Linked DNA regions of Homo sapiens: all the other regions are linked to region 3. Evidence: read pairs that join two places in POLR2A ChIA-PET (ENCODE). Cell type or tissue: PC-3. All regions are shown on one strand. Region 1 overlaps PRKCH (protein kinase C eta). Region 2 overlaps SYT16 (synaptotagmin 16). Region 3 has its middle 62 kb from the start of TMEM30B.

Region 1 (8,000 bases), 290 kb after region 3:
ACTGCCCTCCATCCTGGGTGACAAAGTGAGGCTCCATCTCAAAAAAACAAAACAAACAAAAACAAACTATGAATGCTGATGGAGAGGTTCAGTGGAGGCCTTGAGGAGATGACACTTGATTCTGATATGCAAGTTTTCCATTAACAGTGAAACAGGGAAGTCCATGCTAGGTAGACATAGCGACAGGGACAGAGGCGTGGAGGCAGAAAAGCGTCCTGTGCTAAGGAATCATGAGGACTCGGTATGATCAGAGGACCAGAGCCTGGGAAGGAGCAGGGCAGAGCTGGCAGCTGAGGTAGATGGGGGTGAGAACCTGGAAGGTTTTGAATGTTGGGCTAGGAAGTGTGGGCTTTATTTTATTTGCCTTTCAATAGAAGCCAACAGAGGTTTTTGAGGAAGAGACTAACGGGAAATAAATGCAGTGTGTTAGAGTAAGTAACAGAGGAGTAAGCCTGGAAGCCAGGAGTTCAAGTAGGAGGTCTTCTCATAGGTCAGGCAAGAAACAGTCACAGCTTGGGGCAAGCCAGTAATGGTGGGAAGAGAAAGGAAAAGAGGAGGGGGAGCGATTCACATCGAAGGGAGTCTGATGATGTGGTTGGGGGACCAAGGAGTAGGCGTTAAAGATGACTCCGAGATTTCCAGTGAAGGAGCTTTTAACTGAGTAGGGATAGCAACAGAGTACAGTTTAGTTTTTGTTTTTTTGTGTTTAAAGAAACACTTCTGGTAGTTTTGCCCATAAAGCAGTTAGAGATGCGGCCTGGCTCTCCGGAGAGAGGTGTCAGGATAGGGATTTAGACTGGGGAGCCATCTGTCTAAGGGAATACTTGAACTCACGGGACTCAACTGCAAGGTAAAGTGTCAAGCAGGGCAACTGTGCACAACTGGGCAGATTGGGCCCTGAACAACCCTAGGGAGTGCCACCGTATCCTAGTCATTGTAGATTTGTGCAATGATTGAATTTTCTGGCAGATGGCAGTCAGATGTCTTGAGAAAGGGGCACCTTTTTCTAATGTGCACAAAGGTACCATATGGTGTGGCAGGAATGCTGGAAGTAAACCCAGGCAAGAGCCAAGAACAGAACCTTAGGGAACCAGCTATCCTATAAGGGAGGGTGGAGGAGGAGGAGCCTCCGGAGGAGACACTTAGGGGTGGTGAGAGACTTAGGTAGGATTTAAGTGTTTAGTTGCCTCCAATTTGCCTGAAAATAGAGTCACCACACAGTGAACTCTCATCTTACTTTGGTTTAATGACTCAAGTAGAGCCTCTGCTCATATTATCCATCAGTTCTTCCTTTTCACATAGCCGGTGAGTTTTCCTTGGCACTAGCAAGTGGGATCATTAACTGTCTCCATTTGGTTCGGATGTAGAATTATTAAACCTGTGGTTCTGGTCTTGAGAGCCAATGCCTGGCAGGTGACTGTGGCCCAGGGTGAATACCTGCTGCAAAGCCTCCTCTAGAAGGCCCACTGCAGAGCCTGCCTGGGGAGCTCCTAGGAGGGCAAAGGGCACCCTGCCAGGCAAGTCACCTGTCACACCTGGCTCCAGCCAGCTAGGAGTCAGATTGGGGCAGCCCCCCACCCAGAACTGCCAGAGCCTCTCGGATGGCTCAAGTCCTCACCTCTGAGGGCCTGGCAGGGTGAAGAACGCTCCTTGCCTCCTGAACCATATAAGAAAGAAAAGGCATCCCCAGAGCTATAGCTTGGAGGCTTGGCTCCTTTATGGCATAAACTACAAAGGCGCACAGCCTCCCCGATGTGTGCCAATAAGATGGCATAAATGCTTCTTGTGGAAGAGAAGGCTTGTGCCCTGCCTTGGCACATGATCCTCTGCCCACACATGCTTGTCATTGCTGCTTCCTGGCGCTTGTGACCTCCTTTGCATCAGTGGAAAGTTACAGGAGGAGAGATAGCACCACCTTTCTAGTCAGGAATCTGTCACGCAACCCAGATCAAAAACTTCAAGTTCACTTCTGTGTCAACGGGATCCCGACTCTGTGGGTGGATAGAACATTGTGTGGAAAGGCTGTAAAACTCAGAGTGTAACTGCAGTTTTTATCTGAGTGGCTGGAACTCTAGCTTGTTTATTACCTAGATCAGACAGGTAAAATGTTCTACTTTCAAATAATTCATGTTTTTCAGATCTTGAATTTTGGTAAATTTTTTTCATCAGTTGATTCTGTTTCTTAATTTGAGGAATAGAGTTCCTTTTCTAATGGGAAAATATATCACTTGTCATGTCTGTGGTGCTTTCTTGTGTTCTACAAACTCTACGTGAGCATAGGCTGTCTGGCTCTGGGGATCAGAAGCACTCAGGGAGCTCTGAGGACAGGATTTCATATACTACATCCTGAAACTGGGCAGATGATCACATGACCCTTTTTTTTTTTTTTTTTTTTTTTAAAGCAGGGCTCAGAAGCAGAGAGAGAAAGAGAATTTTTCCACAGCCTCAGAGAGAAAATCCAGGAAAATCCAGGAGTAGAACTCATGAGGCTGAGGTTCTGGAACTGTGTTCCCAAACTGCCTTCTCTGGAAAAAATGCAGAGGGAACCAGCCGATTCCTAGTAAAAAATTTTTGACTTACTGACTTTCAAAAAGAAATGAGTTCCATATGATGGGAATTGCATTCTTTGATTTGGACTTAAAGGATTTTCTGAGCTTTTAAATGGTTTCCTATGTAATATTCCATCTCTTCTGGTTTGGGAGTTTTCCATGAAATGCCTTTTTAAAAAATACCCAAAGCATCAAATGAGCTTTTCAGCTTGATGAAGAACTTAAGAAATTTCATCATTCCTTTTCTTCCTGGCTGACCTTTTAATTTTACACAAGATATACAGGAGTGATTTGTCTTGTCTGGTTTGTAAGGATTTTTAATCACCAGCCACACACATTAGTCACTGGCTTTTGTACCTACAAGCCCAATTTTCTTTGTTTTGGGGGTTTTTTAAATAAGTTTGTTTGTTCATTTATTTGGAGACATGGATCCTGTTCTGTCCCCCAGGCTGGAGTGCAGTGGCATGATCATATCCTCAAACTCCTGGATTCACGTGATCCTTCCACCTCAGTCTCCCAAGTAGCTGGGACTACAGGTACACACCACCACACCCAGCTAGTTTTAAAAAAAATTTTATAGAGACAGGGTCTCACTGTGTTGCCCAAGCTGACACTTACAGTAACAGTAGGATCAGACTGAGAGCTGGAAAAGGAACAGCGCAATGGGATTGGTAGCATAAAAGATTTACCACCAGATGCAGAAAGCAGTTCTCACCATTGCTTCCTCAGTTCCTTAGCATCCACCACGCGCAGAACTTTACACTTTACACTCAAGGGGTGTATGAATAAAGGGAATGCAACCAAAGTTTAAGGTAAGAAACTCAGAGCTTGTTCAGTTCAGTTAGTACTTAATTGGCTACCCAGCCTTGTGCCAGGTACCTTGTTCTGGGGCTAGAGAGCTGAAATAAGCATGGAGAAGATCTGCAGGGAAACCAACAGATGCAATCAGTGCAAGAAATGCTGTCATTAGAAGTGTGTACCAAACACCATTGGAGCACAGGCGGAGAGACACCAAACTTGGCCTAGGAAGGGATGCAGAGGCTTTGGAGACAGAGAAGCTTCAGTTAAGAGTGAAAAAGTCAGCCCAGGAGAGAAATGAGCTCTTCCATTTATCTGTGGTGATAAATCAATGTGTTTTAATTTTTCCTTTTTCAGTCCGTTTAGGACCAATACTTTTTATAAAATGTATTAAAAGTAAATTACTAGAAAAATGAAATTTCCAAATACATATAAAACAGAAGACCACATTTTTATTATTAGATTCAGCGGACTTATATTGTCATGTAGTATGACAGTATGATAGTTTGTCATACTGTCAAATAGTTTCGAAAAACTCTGTGCCTCTACTTTTACCTCACCATGGGTCAGCGCCAGTTTGCAGATGAGCGGCAGTTTGTGGACCACACTTTGAGTAGCATTGCCCTGGGCAGAGGAGGACATATGTGAGGATATAGTGATTGACTGATGTGAGAAATGTGGAGGGAATATCATCGTGTCCCATCCCATCGTTTTACAGATGAGGAAACTGAGGCCCAGAAAGGTGACAGAGCTAAGACCAGAGTCCCTGCTTTCTAACTCGAGACAGTTCTTCTTCTTGTCCTTTGACTAACTCACCTGAACAGTCACCAGATAGCACCAGCATTCCAGCCTGCCTACCCTGCTTCACCCACGCCTACTGCCTCTGAAGAAAGGGAAGAATCTGTGTCCATCAGAACATGCCGGGGATACCAGGACACCAGCCTGCTGCCCAACCTGGCTGACCCGTCTGCTCACGGACCCTGTCTTAATGACAGAAGCCACTCCAAGAGTTCACTGTGTCCTGCAGTAGCCAGTTAAATTCATGTAAATCCTGTTTGGGCAGTCAGTGGAATTTTTAATACTCTTCTCCTTTAAAAAAAAAAAAAAAAAAAGGAACAAAGGTTTTTCTCATCTATAAGCCAAACATGAGCAGGCAGTCACCAAGCAGGGCAAATTGTTATCTCTTGGAATCAGTTTGGTTCTAGACTGGTCTTGAAGGATTGACGCCTGGTCTGGGGTGGACTTGAGAGCCACAGAGTATGCTGTCCTGGTCTTAGGTCATCCCCAAGACAGGGGACCTCTGCAGGCAATAGCAGCTTCACGTTGGCTGTAGAGGTCCCAGATGGGTCCCAGGGTCCCAGCACAAACCAGAATCCACCCAGCTCCCCCCACATCCTCCCTAATCCTTCCTCACTGCGGTCTCCTGGGAACCTGGCCAAACCCAATGGTCAGGGAGGGAGTTGCTGTTCAGATTAATAGCCATTTATTATGGGCCTGGTATTTGCAAAGCACTGTGTTAGGCACTGAAGGGAACCCCGAAATATAAAGATATAGAAACGAAGGCAATGAGTCTCCTCATGGATATTGCATTTTAGGTGGAGAAATAAGTCATATAACAGCCCAGACGGGATTTTGAAATTTGTTCTCTCTGCCTGCCTCTTTTGGTCCCCATGACCAAGGAAGGCAAACACCAGTGCAGTGGCATTGATATAAATTCTTAAATGTGAACATGGCACTTGGAGTTGATTGCTTATTTGTGAAAATACATGATAAAAATATTCATAGATTCAGACATGTCAAAAAGATTCCTTCATTTATCACAGAGTTGTTTATAACAGTGAAAAATTTAAGAAGTCTGCAGGTGGCCTTGCATGGTCTGGGTGTTATCACACCACTGAGTGTCAAACCAGCATCTGCTGTTGGGTATGGGTCCTAAGCAATAGACAGGGAGGGGGTGAAGAACAAGGACTGGCTGTACAGTTGAATTTTATTTGATTACGTTGTGAAGTACAGATACTGTTTCACTTCCTGGGAATTTTGTGTTTTATTTCTGGAGATTTGAAATTCTCCAGAATGGAAATAAAGTTCTCCAGCCACTGTGGTGGTGTGGATGGCAACAGGGTTCAGTGACTTCCCTTATCCTCGTTCAACTTATTCTACCTAGCAGAACCAGTCACCTGTGGTGAATTCAGTGGCGTTTGACAGTCTAGGATGAACCGAATGAACCTCAACTTAAACCAGCTTTTTGTCATTGTACTGACCTGGGCACTTGACACTAAACAGAGATCTTAATTCCTGTATCTTCATGCATCAGAATTTGGTCTTAGTGGAGATGTCAATAGACGACGGTGTTGTGGCTGGTTGGGTTTAACCAGTTCTGGAGGCATTTTGCTCGTTGCCCAAGGTACTGGTGCCAGACCATGTCACTGTATGACCCATCTGGCTTTGGCTCCTGGCTCTATTACCCAGAGAGCAGTTTATAAGCCAGATGTGTCACTTAATAGTAGGCATACCTGCCCAAAATGCAAAAGCTTACAGTAGTTATCTAGAATTTACGAAGCTTGTTTTTACTCTTTATCAGTGTTGATTCTTATAAAAATCATGACAGTAGGCCATGTAGATATTATCTTTCTTGTTGATGAATAAATAATAGCCAAGGGCTCTACAGCACTTAATGCATTCCAGGCGCTATGCTAAACCTAATTCACATTAAGTAACTCATCATTTCTATGAGGCAGGAACTGTTGTTATCTACATTTCTTGATGAGGAAATAAGCCCAGAGTGGTTAAGTAACTTGCCCAAGATCACACAGCTAGTAAAACTAAAACTAAACTCGGCTAATCAGGCTCTAAAGTCTGTGCCCGTAGCCTCACAATATGCTGCCCATTGAAATCAGACAGACAGATGAGATGTGGTATGACCTCCCCAAGCCACTTGGGTAGGGGAGGGAAGCAGATTGAGGGAGGCAACTGTAAAAGCATGGTTGGGAAGTTGTCCTTGGCTCATCTCTCTATATGGCACAGGGCTCCAAACTGAAATAGCCACTATTGGGTCAAGATTAGTCCAGCATTTAGGCAAGAAGAATGTTAGTCCAGTCATCTGCTACTTTTGCTAGCATGTATGGTGGTGACACTTTTTAAACTAAAAGTAACACACATAGGCTAAAAAATAAATTTTTCCTGGTTTTTGAATTCTGTTTACTTTTAAGATCTTAGGAAGTTATAATGACTCACACTTGCACATTTAATAATGACTTTTATTAAGAATGCTATGACACAAAATTAGAAACATTCTTCAGACAGTGTCTCCACGTGTAAGTACTTAAAGAAAACAACTAAATGGCTATTTGGGAAAACTGGGCCCTTTGGTTGCAAAACCAAGTGCTGGGGCCGGAGTGAGTGCTCAAGAAGTACCAGTGAGTTCTCCCAAGGGAAATTTCTTAGGGGAAAATGTGATGTCTTTTGCACATGTTACTATGATGTGAGTCCAGTATTGGTAGGAAATCAGTAAAATTCCCTGAACTTTACTGTGTGTGTTGCCGTCTTGTGTCTAGCCCGTGATTGACATTCTAGAGATAATATGAGAAATATTCCAGACCTGACCTTAGAGTTTGTAATCCAGTTGGGAGAAACAAAGCCTTTTATGCAAAACATAATTAGAGAACCAAGCAATATCATCTATAATCTAAAAGTAAAATGTGAGGTATGTTTTTAATTCCAAGAGCCTGTGAGTGGTTCTGAAGTGCAAGTGTCTTCTTGTGTTTTTCAGAGGTTTGTGTTTAGATGGCTCAGGTTTAATCTCTAATGGGGATAGCAGGGAACCAGATGAGACCTGCTGAGGTGGCCACAGTACTGATTCTAGTGGGCAGGCTGCCTCCCCTCTGATACTGTGTAAGGCATTACTAATGCTGGCAACAGTTTGCATATAGCCAATTGCCAAAAGCAGCCTGCACATCCCTCCTGAGGCTGGTCCCGTAAATTCTTCTCTTTCCTGTCGTAAAGCATTCCTCATCACCACCTCCCTTTTCACACTTTATGCAAGGCCGTGCACTGGGACAGCAAATGGCTGCAACTTTCACTGCTTGCTTTTCCCAAGTCGAAGAAAAGTTCCAACGCTGGCAAAGCAAGGACATTGCTATTTTCTGACAATCGAATGTCTTCGAGGAACTAGCTTCAGTGCTGATAGGGTCTGTGTTCCTCTAGTAAGAATAGCACTGTTTCCATTAGAGGGGACCAGGATGGGTAGACAGGCTAAGACGTCTGATTACTCTTTGCTCTGTGTATTTGTATGACAGCTCGGGTGTCTGGCTTACCTTCCTGAGGATGAGAGCCATAGCATTATCCATTTAATAACAGCCACAGTGACAGTGCTGATAATGGCTAGCATTTACCTAGCACTGTGTGCCCTAGAACATTTAATAGTTTCACTCTATGAACTCGTTTGTTGGTCTTCATGCCATGTGTCCAACATAAAGCTAGCAGGACCCATCTGTCCTTGCCCATGCTTATTCTGTGCCACAGCCACCCCTGGTTGTGATTAAGATATTAATGTTAAAGAGGGAATTGAGTTCTGATTTCTCCTCATTCAAAACCATTCTGTCATCTTCATGCACATGCCCTGCAGGCAGCCAGCCAGTAAGGGGTCCTTCATAC
Region 2 (8,000 bases), 750 kb after region 3:
AGGAAAGAGCTTCTGCACAGCAAAGGAAACTATCAACAGAGTAAACTAACAACCTACAGAATAGGAGAAACTATTTGCAAACTATCCATCCAACAAAGGTCTAATATTCAGAATCTATAAGAAACTTAAAAAAACTTACAAGCAAAAATGAGCAACCCTGTTAAAGAGTGGGCAAAGTACATGAACAGACACTTTTCAAAAGACATACACGTGGCCAACAAGTAAGTGAAAAAATGCTCAATGTCACTAATCATTATATAAATGCAAATCAAAACCACAAAGTGACATCATCGTATACCAGTCACAATGAATATTATTAAAAAGTCAAAAAATAACAGATGCTGGCAAGGTTGTGGAGAAAAGTGAACACTTATACACTGCTGGTGGGAATGTAAATTAGTTTAGCTATTGTGGAAAGCAGGTTAGTGATTTCTGAAAGAACTTAAAACAGAATTACCATTCAACCCACCAATCCCATTAGTGAGTATATAGCCAAAGGAATATAAATTATTCTACCATAAAGATACGTGCATGCATATGTTCATTGCAGCACCATTCACAGTAGCAAAGTCATGGAATCAACCTAAATGCCCATCAATGGTAGACTTGATAAAGAAAATGTGGTACATATATGCTGTGGAATACTACATAGCCATAGAAAAGAATGAGATTATGTCCTTTGCAGCAACATGGATGGAGCTGGAGGCCATTATCCTAAGTAAACTAACACAGGGACAGAAAATCAAATAACGCCTGTTCTTACTTATAAGTGAGAGCTAAACATTGAGAGCACAGGGACACAAAGAAGGGAACAACAGACACCAGGGCCTACTTGAGGATGGAGAATGGGAGGAGGGTAAGATTTGAAAAACCACCTATTGGATACTATGCCTATTACCTGGGTGATGAAGTAATCTATACACCAACCCCTGTGACATGCCAATTTAGCTATATAAAAAACCTGCACATATATCCCTGAACTTAAAAGTTAAAAAAAAAAGTTTTGCCAGGTAAATATTTTTGTTTTGTAGTTTTTCTCCCAGTACTTATATCATCCCATTGTCTTCTGTCCTGCAAGGTTTCTGCTGGGAAATTATCTGATAGTCTGTTTGGGCGTCTCTTGAATGTGACATGTGGCTTTTCTCTTGATTCTTTCAAAATTTTTCTCTTTGACTTTTGACAGTTTAATTCTAATGTGTCTCGGTATAGATCTTTTTGTGTTCAATCTAGAGAGTTTTGAGATTCATAAATCTGGATGTCTATGTTCCTCCCAGTATTTAGGAAGTTTTGGTGATTATTTCCTTAAATATACTCTTTGCCCCTTTCTATATTCTCCTTTTTGGACTTCCATAATGCATATATTTGTTCACCTGAGAGTGTCTCATGAGTCTTGTAAACTTTCTTTACTCTTTTCATTCTTTTCTTTCTGTTCCTCTGACTGGATAATGTCAGATGACTTGTCTTTGAGTTCACTCATTCTTTATTCTGCTTGAGTAAGTTGAAGCTCTCTCTTCAGTTCAGACATTGTATCTTCAATTCTAGTATTTGTGTTTGGTTCTTTATTTCTTCTGGCTTCTATTTATTAGTTGTACTTCTCATTTTGCTCACATATTGTTTTCCTGATTTAATTAGTCTATTTGTGTTTTCTTATAGCTCACTGAGCTTTTTAAAGATGGTTATTTTGATGTATTTGTCAAGCAGTTTATGTATCTCCATTTCCTTAGGGTCAATTTCTAGAACTGCAATAGTGTCCATGGAATAACTTAATCGATAAATATTGTGTAAGTTCTGACTGCCCCACTGACCAGTTGTTCCTCCATCTCTCTCCCTCTCCTCAGGCCTTCCTATTCCTTGAGACACAACAATATTAAAATTAGGCCAATTAACAACCCTCCAATGGCCTCTGAGTATTTAAGTGAAAGCAAGAGTCTCTCACTTTAAATCAAAAGCTGAAAATTATTATACTTCATGAGCAAGACATGCCCAAAGCTGAGATAAGCCAAAAGCTAGATCTCTTGTACCAAACAGCTAGCCAAGTTGTGAATGCAAAGGAAAAGTCTTGAAGAGAATTAAAAGTGCTACTCCAGTGAACACACAAATGATAAGGAAGCAAAACAGCCTTATTGCTGATATGGAGAAGGTTTTAGTGGTCTATATAGAAAATCAAACCAGCTATAGCATTCCCTTAAGGCAGTGCCTAATCCAGAGTAAAACCCTAAGTCTCTTTAATTCTATGAAGGCTGAGAGAGGTCAGGAAGCTGCAGAAGAAAAGCTTGAAGCCAGAAGAGGTTGGTTCCTGAGGTTCAAGGAAAAAAGCCATCCCCATTACATGAAAGAGCAAGGTGAAGCAGCAAGTGCTGATGTAGCAGCAGCAAGTTATACAGATGGTCTACCTAAGATCAGATCTTCAATGTAGACCAAACAGTCTTCTACTGGAAGAAGAGGCCACCTAGGATTTTCATGGCTAGAGAGGAGACGTCAATGCCTGGCTTCAAACTTCAAAGGGCGAGCTGGCCCTGTTGGTAAGGGCTGATGTAGCTGGTGACTTTAAATTGAAGCCAATGCTCATTGACCATTCAAAAAATTCCAGGACCCTTAAGAATTATGCTCAGTCTTGTCTGCCTGTGCTTTAGAAATGGAACAACAAAGCCTGGATGACAGCACATCTATTTATAGGATGGTTTACTGAATATTGTAAACCCGCTGTTGAGACTTACTGCTCAGAAAAAGGAGACTCCTTTCAAAATATTACTGCTCGCTGACAATGCACCTGGTCATGCAAGAGCTCTGATGGAGATGTATAAGGAGAAAAATGTTGTTTACATTCCTGCTAACACAACATCCACTCTGCAGCCAATGGGTTCAAGGAGTAAGTTCAACTTTCAAGCTCATTATTTAAGAAATATGTTTTGCAAGGCTATAACTTCCATAGATAGTGATTCCTCTGACTCATATGGGCAAAGCACATTGAAAACATTTGGAAAGGTTCACCATTCTAGATGCTATTAAGGACATTTATGATTCATGGGAGGTCAAAATATCAATATTAACAAGAGTTTGGAAGAAGTTGATTCTAACCCTCTTGGATGACTTTGTGGGGCTCAAGATTTCAGTGGAAGAAGTAACTGCAAATGTGATGGAAATAGCCAGTGAACTAGAATTAGAAATGGAGCCTAACGATGTGACTGAATTGTTGCAATCTCATGGTCAAACTTGAACAGATGAAAAGTGGCCTTCCTATAGATAAACAAAGAAAGTGGTTTCTTGAGATAGAATCCACTCCTAGTGAAGATGCTGTGAACATTGTTGAAATGACAACAAAGGATTTAGGATGCTGCGTAAACTTAGTTGATATAGCAGTGGAAGAGTTTGAGAGGATTTTGAAAGACTTTCTGCTGTGGATAAAATGCTCTCAAACAGCATCATATGCTACAGAGAAATCTTTCATGAAAGGAAGAGTCAGTTGATGAGGCAAACTTCATTGTTGTCTTATTTTAAGGTAACAGCCACCCCAACCTTCAGCAACTACCTGTCCTGATCATTCAACAGCCATAACATTGAGACATCCTCCATAAATAAAAAGATTATGTTTCACTGAGGGATCAGTGATTTTTAGCTTTTTTTTTTTTAGCAATAAAGTATTTTTAATTAAGGTATGCACATGGTTTTTTAAAGATATCCTGCTATTGCACATTTAAGAAACTACAGTATAGTGTAAACATAACTTTTATATGCACTGGGAAATAAAAAAATTGTGTGACTTGCTTTGTTGTGATTTTTGCTTTATTGTGATGGTCTGGAGCTAAACCTGCACTATATCCAAGGTATGACTGCATTTTCAATTCTCTTGGGTGCATACCTAGGAGTGGAATTGCTGAGTTACATTTGGAATTTTAAACATGTCTAAACAGGGCCCTTTTTGTGCAACCCTGATTAGGCAATCCTATAAGTCTTGTGTTGCCGCCTTCTGAGTCATTGCTATGACACTCTACTTATTTAGAAAGCATGTAATCAAATCTACAGTTTAACATAGCTATGGCTAAGAGTCCTTCATGCACTTCTTTAGACTTCTCACTAAGTACTCATAAGCACAGAAAAAGATGAAATTGAAATTAATAGATTCCGGAAGAAACATGAACTCTTTTGAAATAACCAAACTTGCCTTTCTCTAACCTCTCTCTAACTGAACTAAGCTTTCTCTTTCCTTAGCTAGACTTGAACTTATTTCTAGTGTTCCCCATCCCTCACCCCTGCCCCAACCTGAAAGCATGGAGAAAGACCATATCTTAACTGTTTGTCTCTGACTCAGATATTCAAAGGTCATAATAGTGCATATGCCAGAGTGGTTATAAGCATGTTTTAACTTCTTTAACTTAGTGAAAATGTGTAGGGAATGTTTAATATCTGTCAGATTGTAGAGGAAAAAACAAATAGGGAAAAATGAAAGTTTGTAGCTGAAGAAATAGTAATGTAGTTTAAGATGGAACAAGAGCAGTTGAAATAGAATAAATTATCGAAGATGCAATTGAAGAAAACTCTCCTAAGCTTGAAAAAAAAATTGTGGATATCTGATGAAATCTGGCTTCCAGGAAAAATGAACAAAAGAGACTCACAGAAGGATACATTCTGGTAAAATTTTTGTGTTATAAAGGAAAAGCTTCTAGTAGCATACAGACTGAAAAATTCTGTTGCCCACAGAGTAACGAAAAGTAAGCTGCATCATCACACTTATTTATGGAGCATTAAGGCTAAAAGGTAATGGAGCAATGTCTGTATAGTTTTGGGAAGAAAAAAATATTGGGACTTACTTAAAAATGTTATACCCATCCATAGTTAAGCCATTACTACAAGAATTGTTATTAACAAAAATGTTTCTTCTCCAAAAAAGCAGAGTTATTTTGAGTAACATAAGGGCCATTTTCTACACTTTTTCTTGTGTCTTTGGAGATTATATTGAATAATCTCTTCATATTACCTTCAATCTGTGAATGTTTTTACATTAAATTCATTAATATAAGCATATGAAATAGTATATCAATTATGATTAAAAAAAGTTAAGAAAAAATTATTTACCAAGCTAAAATATTAACTGTGACAGGTGATAAGATTGAACATTATCATCATTTTTATATTTTCTAATATTTTCCAAACATTCTACTCTATGCATGAATTGCTTATTTTTTCTTTAACTTATTTAAAAATAATTAAAACTTTTTAATAAATACAAATATTTATAAGCCAAAACAGTGAGGTCTTTACAATTTTATATTTGCCATGTAGATAAAGTGACTGAAAGGAAGCACACAAAATCTTAGTAGTGAGTTGTTTTATCTTTTTCCATATTTTGCAGATTTTATGTAATGAGTTTCATGCTGCTTTTATGATGGAAAAAGATCCTTTATTCAAAAATAAAAATTTAATTTCATTAATTAATGACATTATAAGATGAAGATGTTTCTGCTTATACATGAATCCTCTTTTTCCTAAGACCTATCTTAATGTAAATCATATCCTATGTTGGTAGTTTTGCTGACACCCTTGAGGTATGTCTTTCCAGGAGTTTTCACTGACAGGCACATTGGCCAATGTGTTGTAACATAGAAGAGTTCCAACATTTATTCAGGCAACAAATTATTTATTGAATGTTTACCTTTTGCTAGCTGCTGAGAGTACAATGAGTAACTCAGACATAGTCCCTGTTCTTATAAAGTTTAAAATTTAACATTTGAAATTGGTTGAAGAAGCTGTCAAGGGCTTGGTAGGTGGCAACACACTGTAGAAGCATCCAGCTTTGTCTAGAAGAACAAGAAAGGTTTCAAAGGAAGCATGGTATCAGATTAGCCAGAGGAGCAGTTGTCCCAGGGAGTTGAAATATGCAAAGATCTGGAGGTGTGACCTACGTTTGGGGAACCAGAAATAGGTGAACACAGCAACAAGAAAGAGTTTGATGTTGGAGAATGATGAGCGATAAAGACTGGAATCAGTATCCAGGTCATGAAGGGCCTTGTAACCTGAGTTAGGGAATTCAGATTTTGTCCTCTGGGTAATGGGATGCCATTGGATGGTGCATTAGTTTCCTAGGGTTGTTATTGCAACAAATTACCACAAACTTGGTGACTTAAGACAACAGAAATCTACTCTCACAGTTTTGGAGGCCAGCAGTTCAAAATCAAGGTGTTGGCAGGTTGGTTCTCTGGAGGCTCTGAGGGAGAATCTGTTCCGTGCCTGTCTCCTAGCTTCTGGTGACTGCTGTCCACCCTTCGCAGTCCTTAACTCGAGGTTTTGTAACTCGAATCTCTGCCCTGGGCTTCATGTGGCTTTCATCTCTCCATGCCTTCTTTTTTTGCTGTCTCATAAGGACACTCATCATTGAATTTAGGTGCTACCCTAATCTGGGATGAACTCATTTCAAAATCCTTACCCTAATTACATCTTCAAAGACCTTTATTCCATATAGGGTCACCTTCTGAGACTCATGGTGAACATATGTACTTGAGGCCACAGCTCAACCTGCTACAGGAGGCTTTAGAAGGGCAATTGAACAAACTTATAAATGAAATGACTTATACATTTCAGAATGATTGTTCTGGCTATTGTGTGGAGAATGGACTTGAGGGGGCAAGGTTAGAAACAGGGAGGTCAGTGGGAATCTAGGTATAGAGTACCAGGAACTTTAGAGGTAAGAAAGTGGAGATGAGGCTGGGTGCGGTGGCTCATGCCTGTAATCCCAGCACTTTGGGAGGCCGAGGTGGGAAGATCACTTGAGGTCAGGAGTTCAAGACCAGCCTGGGGAATATACCGAAACCCCGTCTCTACTAAAAATACCAAAATTAGCTGGGTATGGTGGCGCATGCCTGAAATCCCAGCTACTCAAGAGGCTGAGGCATGAGAATCGCTTAAACTCAGGAGGCGGAGGTTGCAGTGAGCCAGGATCGCGCCACTGCATTGTAGCCTGTGTGATGGAGTAAGACTCTGTCTCAGAAAAAAAAATGGTGATGAGTGCAGAAAATACTTTGAAGATGGTTGATTGTGGAAAGAAGAAGATAAAGGGGTGTGGTTGAGGAGCATGTGGTGGTGAGGAGGGAATTTTAAAGGATGGGAGACACCTGGTTCATTTCTCATGCAAATGAGAAAGACACTGCATTCACAAGGGAGAGTGGCTGACAGTATAGGAGTGAAGGGCAAAAAGCTAGAGAGAAGAGGAGGATGGGATCCAGACCTCAGACTGAGTACAAAGCAGCTGGTCCATCCCATATTTGACTGCTCCTAGATATTTTAGTAGCTCTGGAAAGTTGGTGATGAGAAAGATGGTTTACTCCTACTTAAGGACTCTGTTTGTCAAGTGCCACATCAATTACTTTCCATGTGTTACCTCTGTTAATCTTTGATGTAGCTGTGTTTATTTTCTCCTTTTATAGTTTAGCACACTGAAGCACAAAGAGGTTAAATAATTTGCCGAAGCCACACAGATAGTAAGTGGTATGTCATTTCAACCAAGCGCTGTGACTGCTGATCCCTTGCCTATAACTACTGCTACCGGGTACTGCTTCTGAAGGGAGAGGGCATAATCAATATGCATGTACTTTATTTTTCATGGTATGTGTTGGTTTTGATAGCAGGCACTGTTGCTATTTTGCAGACTATAAAGCTATTATCTTGCCTGCTATTTTTGTTTTGTTTTGTTTGTTCTTATATTGGCTTGCCACTAGGTTGATTCAGTAAGGCAGTATCATTTATTTCTTTATCTTTTCAAGGTGTTGAGATTGGTTTGATTAATCTTTTCTCTATTTATCTGGATAGTAAGGTTAGGTGAGTATTATCTCTTCATATTATTAAGGCTTTGTATTATTTGTATTATTAAATCATATATTAAACCTGCCCACTGATTAAAGCTGCTCTTAGGAGATTCATTTTCATAAGCGTTCACATATACCCAATTCCCTTGAATCATTCTTGATATTTGTTCTGTAATCTAACCCTTTATACAAGTTAATTTCTGG
Region 3 (8,000 bases):
AGGGATTATTAATCTCTGTGCCAATTAAAGATCGATTGCATTTATCTTATTAATCCTTGTTTCTTATTTTCCCTGGGCATTATCCACAGACCCTAGCACAGTGATTAAACAGTTAGATGCCGTGATGGTTCATTGCATCTCTCAGCTTTAGCTAGGCTGTGGTGCCAAGTTCTTTGCTCCAACAACAGTCTAGATGTTGTTGTGAAGGTCTTTTTTTTAGATGTGAGGAACATTCACAACCAGTAGACTTTAAGTAAAGGAGAGTACTCTTCATCATGTAGGTGGGTCTGGGTCACATCCAACTGACCAAAGGCCTTAGAGCAAAGACTGAGGCTTCCCAAAGAAAGAATCCTGCCTTAAGATTGCATCAGAGAAACCCTGCCTAAGTTTCCAGACTGCTGGCCTGCCCTGTGGATTTCAGACTCAAGACTGCAACATCAACTCTTACCTAAATTTCTGGTCTGCCAGCCAGCCCTGTAACCTTCAAATTTGCCACCCACAGTTATGACTCAGTTTCTTAAAATAAATCTCTCTCTCTCCCTCTTGACATATAAAAATATCCAATTGGTCTGTTTCCTTAGAAAACCCTAACTAATACAGATGCTCAATAAATATTTATATTTATTGGTTAAATAAAATATTTATGAACAATAGGTATTTGATAAGTGCTTGTTATTTAATTGTGTGACTTTTTGAAGCCTCTGCCCTGAGGTCTGCCTCCCTTTCAGGGCTTGCCATGTTTCGATAGAAGAGTACGACCCTGCTATAGCTATGTTCCACTTTCTATGTTGCAATAAAGCGTTGGCAGATATTTAGAAGTATGTGCCAAAGCTTTCTAAATATCTGCCAAAGAATGGGTCCCATTCTTCAAGCTGTATCCAATTTTGTGTAATATAGAATACCCTTGTGCCAGTCGCAGAATTGAGACTGCTGCTTAGAACTGGTAAGGGTTTTAAGACGCATCCAGGAGAACAACAAGGGCTTCTGGGATTCCACAATCTACTCTGCCCAACTTTGCAGCATAAAAATTGTTAGCAAATTTTATACACCCTGCTGGCTAATAAAATGTGTGGCTTGGGGTTTGCAGCATTTCTGGGGCATTTCTCTTTACATTTATTTTGTTATTCAGATCCTAGCCACCTTTTGCTGTCAGGTTGGTGAAAAGCCTGGGGATAAAAAAATTAAAAAATTGGGGCCGGGCACAGTGGCTCATGCCTGTAAATCCCAGCACTTTGGGAGGCCGAGGAGGGCGGATCACCTAAGGTCGGGAGTTCAAGACCAGCCTTGCCAACATGGTGAAATTCTGTCTCTACTAAAAATACAAAATTAGCTGGATGTGGTGGTGCATGCCTGTAATTCCAGCTACTCAGGAGGCTGAGGCACGAGAATCATTTGAACCAGGGTGGGGTTGGTGGGGTTGCAGTCAGCTGAGATTGGGCCACTGCACTCCGGCCTGTGTGATAGAGCAAGACTCTGTCTCAAAAAAAAAACAAAAATTAAAAAAAATTAAAAAACCAGAAAAGTCAAAGGTTGCAAAGAAATAAGAAGCAGCTGTGGACAGAAGGACAGAGATGTTTGCAGAACTTCTGAAGGATGGGGAGCCCAGCAAATTTCACCTCTACTTTTCCAAGTTTACACTTCACACTTACTTCACTCCCCTGGCAACCCCTTCACAGCTTTCTAGGCTTAAGAGAAGCTGGGCTGCCGAAGGGCTGGTTCTTGAGATGTTGTCATGTGGATGGTTTTGACTCGGCTCGAACATGAGAGAAAGAGCTTTCAGTTACTCTGTGTAGCCTGGTGTACAAAAGTAAGGTAATTTTTAAAAAATTATAGTTAATCTAATATGGCTGTTTCTTTATGAGAAAAACTTGGAGCCAGGTCAGGGAACAAAGTTATTCTGGCGTTTAAAAATGTAAAACGGTTGCATACTGTGGAATATTATGGCCAGGGCTGTGTCTTTCTGGAACTCTTTCTGGAGCCCTTGATCTATACCTTAATCTGGAGGTAGCTAGATCGGCATATACATTTGTAAAAATTCATCAAGCTCTACACTTTAGATTTGCACCCTTTACTAAAAGTGAGCTGTGTTTCCATTTTTAAAAGAGAGAGCGAGAGACAGACTGGGCGTGGTGGCTCACATCTGTAATCCCAACACTTTGGGAGATCGAGTCATGAAGATCACTTGAGCCAGGAGTTTGAGACCAGCCTGGACAAGATGGTGAGTCTCTCCCATCTCTAAAAAAGATTTTAAAAATTAGCTTGGTTTGGTGGCCCATGCCTGTAGTCCCAGCTACAGGGGAGGCTAAGGCAGGAGGATCAGTTGGGCCCGGGAGGTTGAGGCTGCAGTGAGAGGTTGAGGCTGCAGTGAGCCATGTTCATGCCACTACACTCCAGCCTAGGTGACGGAGCAAGACCCTGTCTCAAAAACTAAATAAATAAGATAAAAAATAAAAGAGAAACGAAAAAAGGAACTCATAGTGTAGAGGGCAGATTAGTGCTAGTTCTTCTTCTGAGTCTCCACTCGCACTTAGAGGAGCAGCTCTGTGTCTGCTTAGTCCGGCCTCCTCTATTTCCTGTTTCCACATCTTCCCAACCTCTCCATAGGATCACCTCAGCCTCAACAGGAACATCATCAGCTTCTTCCTCCTCACTAACTAATGGGAATGCCACCAGAACCTTCCTGATGTGTACCAGAAGAAGTTGGGGCCAGGCCAGGGAGGAAGGTTATTCTGGCATTTGAAAGAATGAAAACATTGTCCTGTGATACACAGATGTGCACTCAGTATCCACAGGGCTGGCTCAGATGTCAGCCGGGATATTTGACAAGCAACTTCTGCTCTTTGAAAACCCCTCTTCTACTTTTTAAAAGAATTCCTGTTCTTTTAAACTTCTTTCAGGCTAGAACAGATATGCTAAATCTCATGCAAAGACAAATACAGGGCCTGTCTTGGAACCATATGAAGATTGAGTTTTGATTTTATCTTCTGTTTATTTCTCTGGCAGAGCTGATGTTATGTTCATGGTCAGTAGACATGAATGTGGAACTACTCGGACCCGGCGCGTTTCGTTCCCCAGCATGCTTACCTTGACTTCTCTTTCATTTCTATTCTCTAGTTCAACCAAATTCATAGAAGCATTATCTACTGGAAAATGAAGTTAAAACAAGCTGGGTTCTCTCCAAAAAAAGCAAAACTTGAAATATTTCTTAAAGGGAGGGAAAATACATCTGCCCCACTCATCACAATCTTCTTCCCATGCTGTCGGCCTTTCTTCCTCTCTCCCTCTCTCTGTCTCTGTCTCGTTACCTTTCAACCCTATACCCTCTTCAACACTGTGCCGTGCAGGTAAGCTTCTGGGAAGAAAGCAAACAAGAAACGGAAGCATGACTGAGCTACCCCCTTTCTCACCTTATAGGTTTAGTAAAACATCCGCCTTCATTGTTGGGATAAGAAGCTTTGGTAAGGAAATGAATATGCTTTGCTAAGTAAATGAACCAGATTTATGGGCACAAATGTATGCTTTTGTACATTCCACACTGGCCAGGTTCACCAAAATAAAATGTTCTCCTGCCCCACCGCCCCCCAATTTCAAGGGAAAAAGAGCTTAAGTGGAAGCAAAGCATATACAGACAGAGAGTTTGGCAGCTTAAAAAAAAAGTCTTTAAAATTTTTAGTTGAACCTTGGCTTTTGTCTCTAAGCCCTCAGGGGGAAAATGTGAGCTTGTTTCCTCATTGAAAAAATATCATGGCATTTGACAGGCTGAATTCTTTGATCGTCAAATGTTTCAGTGATTTCTCCAGTGCTCCCCCGATGCTCTGTCCCTCTTCACCCCCCACCTAACTGAGGCTTTGTAACCCGATGCTCTATAAAGAGCTTTTCCACAGGAGCATCAAGAGATGTCCTTGCTCAATATTAAACCTATCCCCCGACTGCCCTCCTTCGAAATACAGTCCCCTCCTGAGGCTTCCACCGCAGCCTTGGCTGGCAGGAGAAGCTGACCCAGCTGTTTTGAATTAGGGGCAATGGGAGGCTTCCTTGTAATATATGACTTAATCAGTGTCCCTGAAGTAAACAGTCCAAGCTGTGGCTGGAAATGACCCGACATTGGACTTCAACAACCTCCTTTGGCTCTGAAGCTGAGAATGAATTTGGATCTCCATAGGTGTGTTATAGGGGCTCATTAGCAGATAGATAGCTGTCCTTGGACCTCTGGAGGAGTGAAGTATTCATGTGGTAGTTGTGTATTATTAGGGTTACCAGATAAAACACAAGATGCCCAGTTAAATTTGAGTTTCATATAAATAAGAAATCTTTTAGTATAAATGTTCCAAATATGGAATGGCAACCATATTGTAAATGATGCTTCAGAAGTGAAAGAGCCATTCTGTTCTTTGTGTTACCTCCTTCCCACGGAGGCAAGGGGTGTCAGCTCCTGTAAGGCTCCATCTGTAAGCCTTGAGTCATCTCTGTTTCTGTTGGTTCATGATTTCTCTTTAATACCAGTTTTCTGTCACTTTGACCAGGTGAGGAGTTAGTTAGCCTCATGAGTAAGCTGGGTGATGGCTGTCAGTGTGTACCATCCTATAAGCCAGAGGCTGAATGCTTAAAATGTTGTCATTATATAGATCAGTTCCTTTATATCTTAGGGTTTTGTTAACCTACTAGTTATATTACCCATCATTAAATAAAAAACAGAAACATACAAAACATAAAACATTTGAGTTGTTATAATTTTCCCTAACTGTAATCATTAAGAGCATTGTGTCAAGTTTTTCAGCTTTATAACGAAGCTTCTTTATAAATCTTATTTCATTGTTATTGTTTAAGGCCTGCATGGAAAATGACTCATGAAAAATGAGGTGGAGATGGCAGAGCTGCTTTGGTGTAATATTGAGAAAGGAGTCAGAAGGCTCAAGGAGGTTGCAATGCTCAGATGAATTTAGTATGTAAGACTAGAGAACCTGCAACCTGACTACATTCCTTGGGAGGCCTCTGGTATATTCCTTTCACTAAAGGACTAAAGAATGCATTGGTGTAGGGTCCCAATATCTTCCAGCTCAGCGGTTCATGGGAGACGCTGCCACAGTACTGGAGAAGCCCTGGGAAGGCAGACAGTCCCAGGGCCTCACCATCCCTGCTTTCTCCCAAACCAAATCTGCTCCTACAACAAATTCCAATTCCTACCAAATGTACCACACTCCTGAAATGGTTGTGAGAGGTGAAGGCTCCTGATCGCCTTCATCCAAGGACATCTCCTCTGTCAGGGAGCACAGTCTTCCTAGCAGGTGTACACCCAAGAGGGGAACTTTTTTGATCACCTCGGCCAGAGCTATAGCTATTGGACAAAATGGGAGGAAAAAACAACAGTAGAAGCCTATTAGATTGGATGAAGGAAAGGAAGCCCCAAATCATCCCTCATGCTAGTTAGGAAAGACAGGGCATTTGAGGATTAAAGAGATTTCTCAAGAAACACAACAGGAAATGCAGAGAGGCCTTACAATCGGTGACCAGAAGGATACACTGGGACAGTGAAAAACCAGATAAGATTTGCAAGAGCCAACAAGAAGACCAAGAATCATGGCACTGGACATAAAGGACAGTGAAGAGCTTAGCTAGGATGGACCAACTCCACACAGGAGGATATAGTAAGAAACGACGAGAGGAAAATTGTTAGCATGGTGCATAAGGCAGTCTAGTCTGCTCACCTAGAAATTCATAAGGAAAGAGCAGATATATTCACATCATCAACACGGGAGGCAAAAGCAGAGTTAGCTAAAAATTAACATGATGATAAGAGAAAAGGGGGAAAGGAAAGGATTAAAAGAAAAAGGAAGAAAATGAAACAGGCAAAGATACAGAATTTAAAGTTTAATTTTTATTTATTCCTGTTCTCACATTTTATTATATTTCCCTGGCAGACAGCCCACGTTCTGGTAAGTCTCGGGAAAGGGGAAGGGTTGGCAGAATAATGTCACTGTAGGGATTTGAATCTTATTACTTGGTGCCGCTAGTGTTGGGCAGACATTTATAAAAATTACATGCTGTGGTGGCAGGTCATTTTTTAAAAAAATGAATCTGGAGCTGAAAATTTAGGACAAAGGTGGGGGTTTCAGATTAGTTTAAAAGAAATGAAAGAAAATGGGACAAAGTCGTTGAGAAGGTGGGGAACCCTCCAACAGCGATCGGCTCAGAGGGAGCTGGAGAGCCCACGGGTTACCGAGAATGAGAAGAACCCAGCTGCCAGATCCCTGATGAGCCAGAGACATTTGCTTCATGGAACTTGTCTTTGGAGGCTTGCTTCTCTAGGGATTTCCCATTAAATTAACATTATGGGTTACAAGTATAGACAAAATCATTGGAATTGTGTTTGGATGGTGGATATATCTATTAGCCCTGCTTTTTCTTCTCTCTCATCTTCATCTCCCTTTTTCCTTCTTGGTTTGCTCTCATTTTCTGCTTGGGAAAATATTGACGTGTGCCCCCTTCATGTGCTTCCCTCCATGTGCCCCCTCCCCATTCTTTTCTCTCCTTTGCTCCTCTTTGTCGTGACAGCGATGGGGGCATATTAAAGTGATGCCTGCCCGAGAACCGCTGCTGCCTATATTCTTCCTGCACAGATTCTGTAGCTGGCACTCTGTTCCCCGGGGATAGGACCTTGGTCCCCACTTAGAGAATCTCCCTAGCCCATGCCTAGTGGCCTTCATAGCAGCTTCTAAGATTCTTTGGAAGGGTGACATCCTCCACCCAAGTCAGGCCCTCCAGACCCCCCAGTGTCACCCCTGTGTCCTCAGCCTCTGGAGCATCTTCCCTTCCTCTTCCTTCCTGCTGCAGCTTTGTCAGATCATTTTCTAAAACACTTGCCCAATGGGAGAAGGAAGGGTTTCAGGTGCATATTTCCCTAAGTGACTTTTTGCTAAAAGGCAGCCTGGGAGAATATTTATAATCCAAACGGTCCACAGAGATTGCCATCCCATGTGACCCTCATCACCTAAGGGTTCTCTCGGGTCTGAGATGGGGGGAAGTAGAAGGCAGCCTGCAGTGCCCCCTCCCACACACTGCCTGCTCTTGCCTGGTCTCCAAAGAGTGCTGACGCCTGCCTTCTGAAAAAACAGAGTCTGTAAAGTGATATTTGCCCCTTTCTAATCACAGAAAAGTTGTCAGACTGGTTCTGAGCCTCCCAGAGGCATTGCTTTTTGCTGCACAATTTGATGTGTGTTATTGTGTTTTAATCATGAAATTAGTGCATCCAGGATCATTAAAAATGATTTTCATAAGGAAATCTTTCAAAATTATTCTTGGTTGCTCAGTGTCTTACTTTAGTTCTGTTATCCCTACTTGATAGTGTGTGTTTTTGTTATTTATTTGGTGTTGTGTAGATCAGAGAAGCATTTTTATTGGTAGTATCCTCATTTGCATCTCTTTATGTTTTTAAGACAATAAATGGCATTTTACTTCAAAACTCCCTCATATCCATGGACTTAGAAAGATACAGACTAGACTCATATTTCCTGTATTAAAATATTTGCACAAAAACACTGTACTTTCTGGCGTGTCAAACAAGCTAATGTGTCTCCTGAGAATTGTGTGTTCAGACATGAACAACTCCATGAACTTTTTTGTGTGTGAATCATTTGAGCTTTGAATGGGTTTCCTCATGGGGAGATATGATTGCATAAAATATTCGACTTCTACCTGAAATGTATCATGAGGTAGTCTTTCAACAAAGACTGTTAGTTCGACAATGGATAAGCAGTGTTTGAGAAAATAAACTCTGCATGGACAAAAAGCTTTCAGTTTCTTGCTTATATTCTGTCTTCTTGGGAGACCAAAGAGCTCTCATGAACTCATGAAATTTGAACCTCAAAGATTCGTCTAATTGAGCTATTTCTGTTTCCACATTTTATTCCCAGTGGCCAGTTTCACACCTATAACATTTAAGAGACTTGGAAAACCTGGGAGATATTTTCAGCCTGTCAGGACGCCTTTTTTTTTCCCCTCTT

The links. Peaks named below come from ENCODE experiments on the same cell type or tissue, not always from the same donor. Only the 100,000 strongest peaks of a DNase experiment are listed, where the experiment ranks them.
Region 1: POLR2A ChIA-PET joins it to region 3 with 9 read pairs; 1 of 35 experiments calls an interaction of 5 or more read pairs at or near these places.
Region 2: POLR2A ChIA-PET joins it to region 3 with 5 read pairs; 1 of 35 experiments calls an interaction of 5 or more read pairs at or near these places.

The regions. Positions count from the first base shown.
Region 1 is chr14:61,509,875-61,517,874 of GRCh38, forward strand. The region is part of intron 10 of PRKCH (protein kinase C eta); the gene reads left to right. Among named protein-coding and RNA genes, the nearest start is that of PRKCH-AS2, 32 kb to the right of the region's middle. RefSeq lists an enhancer at 3,326-3,495. In PC-3, no CTCF peak of the experiment used is centred here; DNase peaks (open chromatin) are centred at 4,417, 4,757 and 7,267; H3K4me3 peaks cover 878 bases; H3K27ac peaks cover 6,064 bases.
Region 2 is chr14:61,961,282-61,969,281 of GRCh38, forward strand. All of the region lies in intron 1 of SYT16 (synaptotagmin 16), which reads left to right. Among named protein-coding and RNA genes, the nearest start is that of SYT16, 150 kb to the left of the region's middle. In PC-3, no CTCF peak of the experiment used is centred here; a DNase peak (open chromatin) is centred at 3,940; H3K27ac peaks cover 1,332 bases.
Region 3 is chr14:61,214,990-61,222,989 of GRCh38, forward strand. It overlaps a transcript of PRKCH not described here. Among named protein-coding and RNA genes, the nearest start is that of TMEM30B, 62 kb to the right of the region's middle. In PC-3, no CTCF peak of the experiment used is centred here; a DNase peak (open chromatin) is centred at 3,392; H3K4me3 peaks cover 1,282 bases; H3K27ac peaks cover 2,640 bases.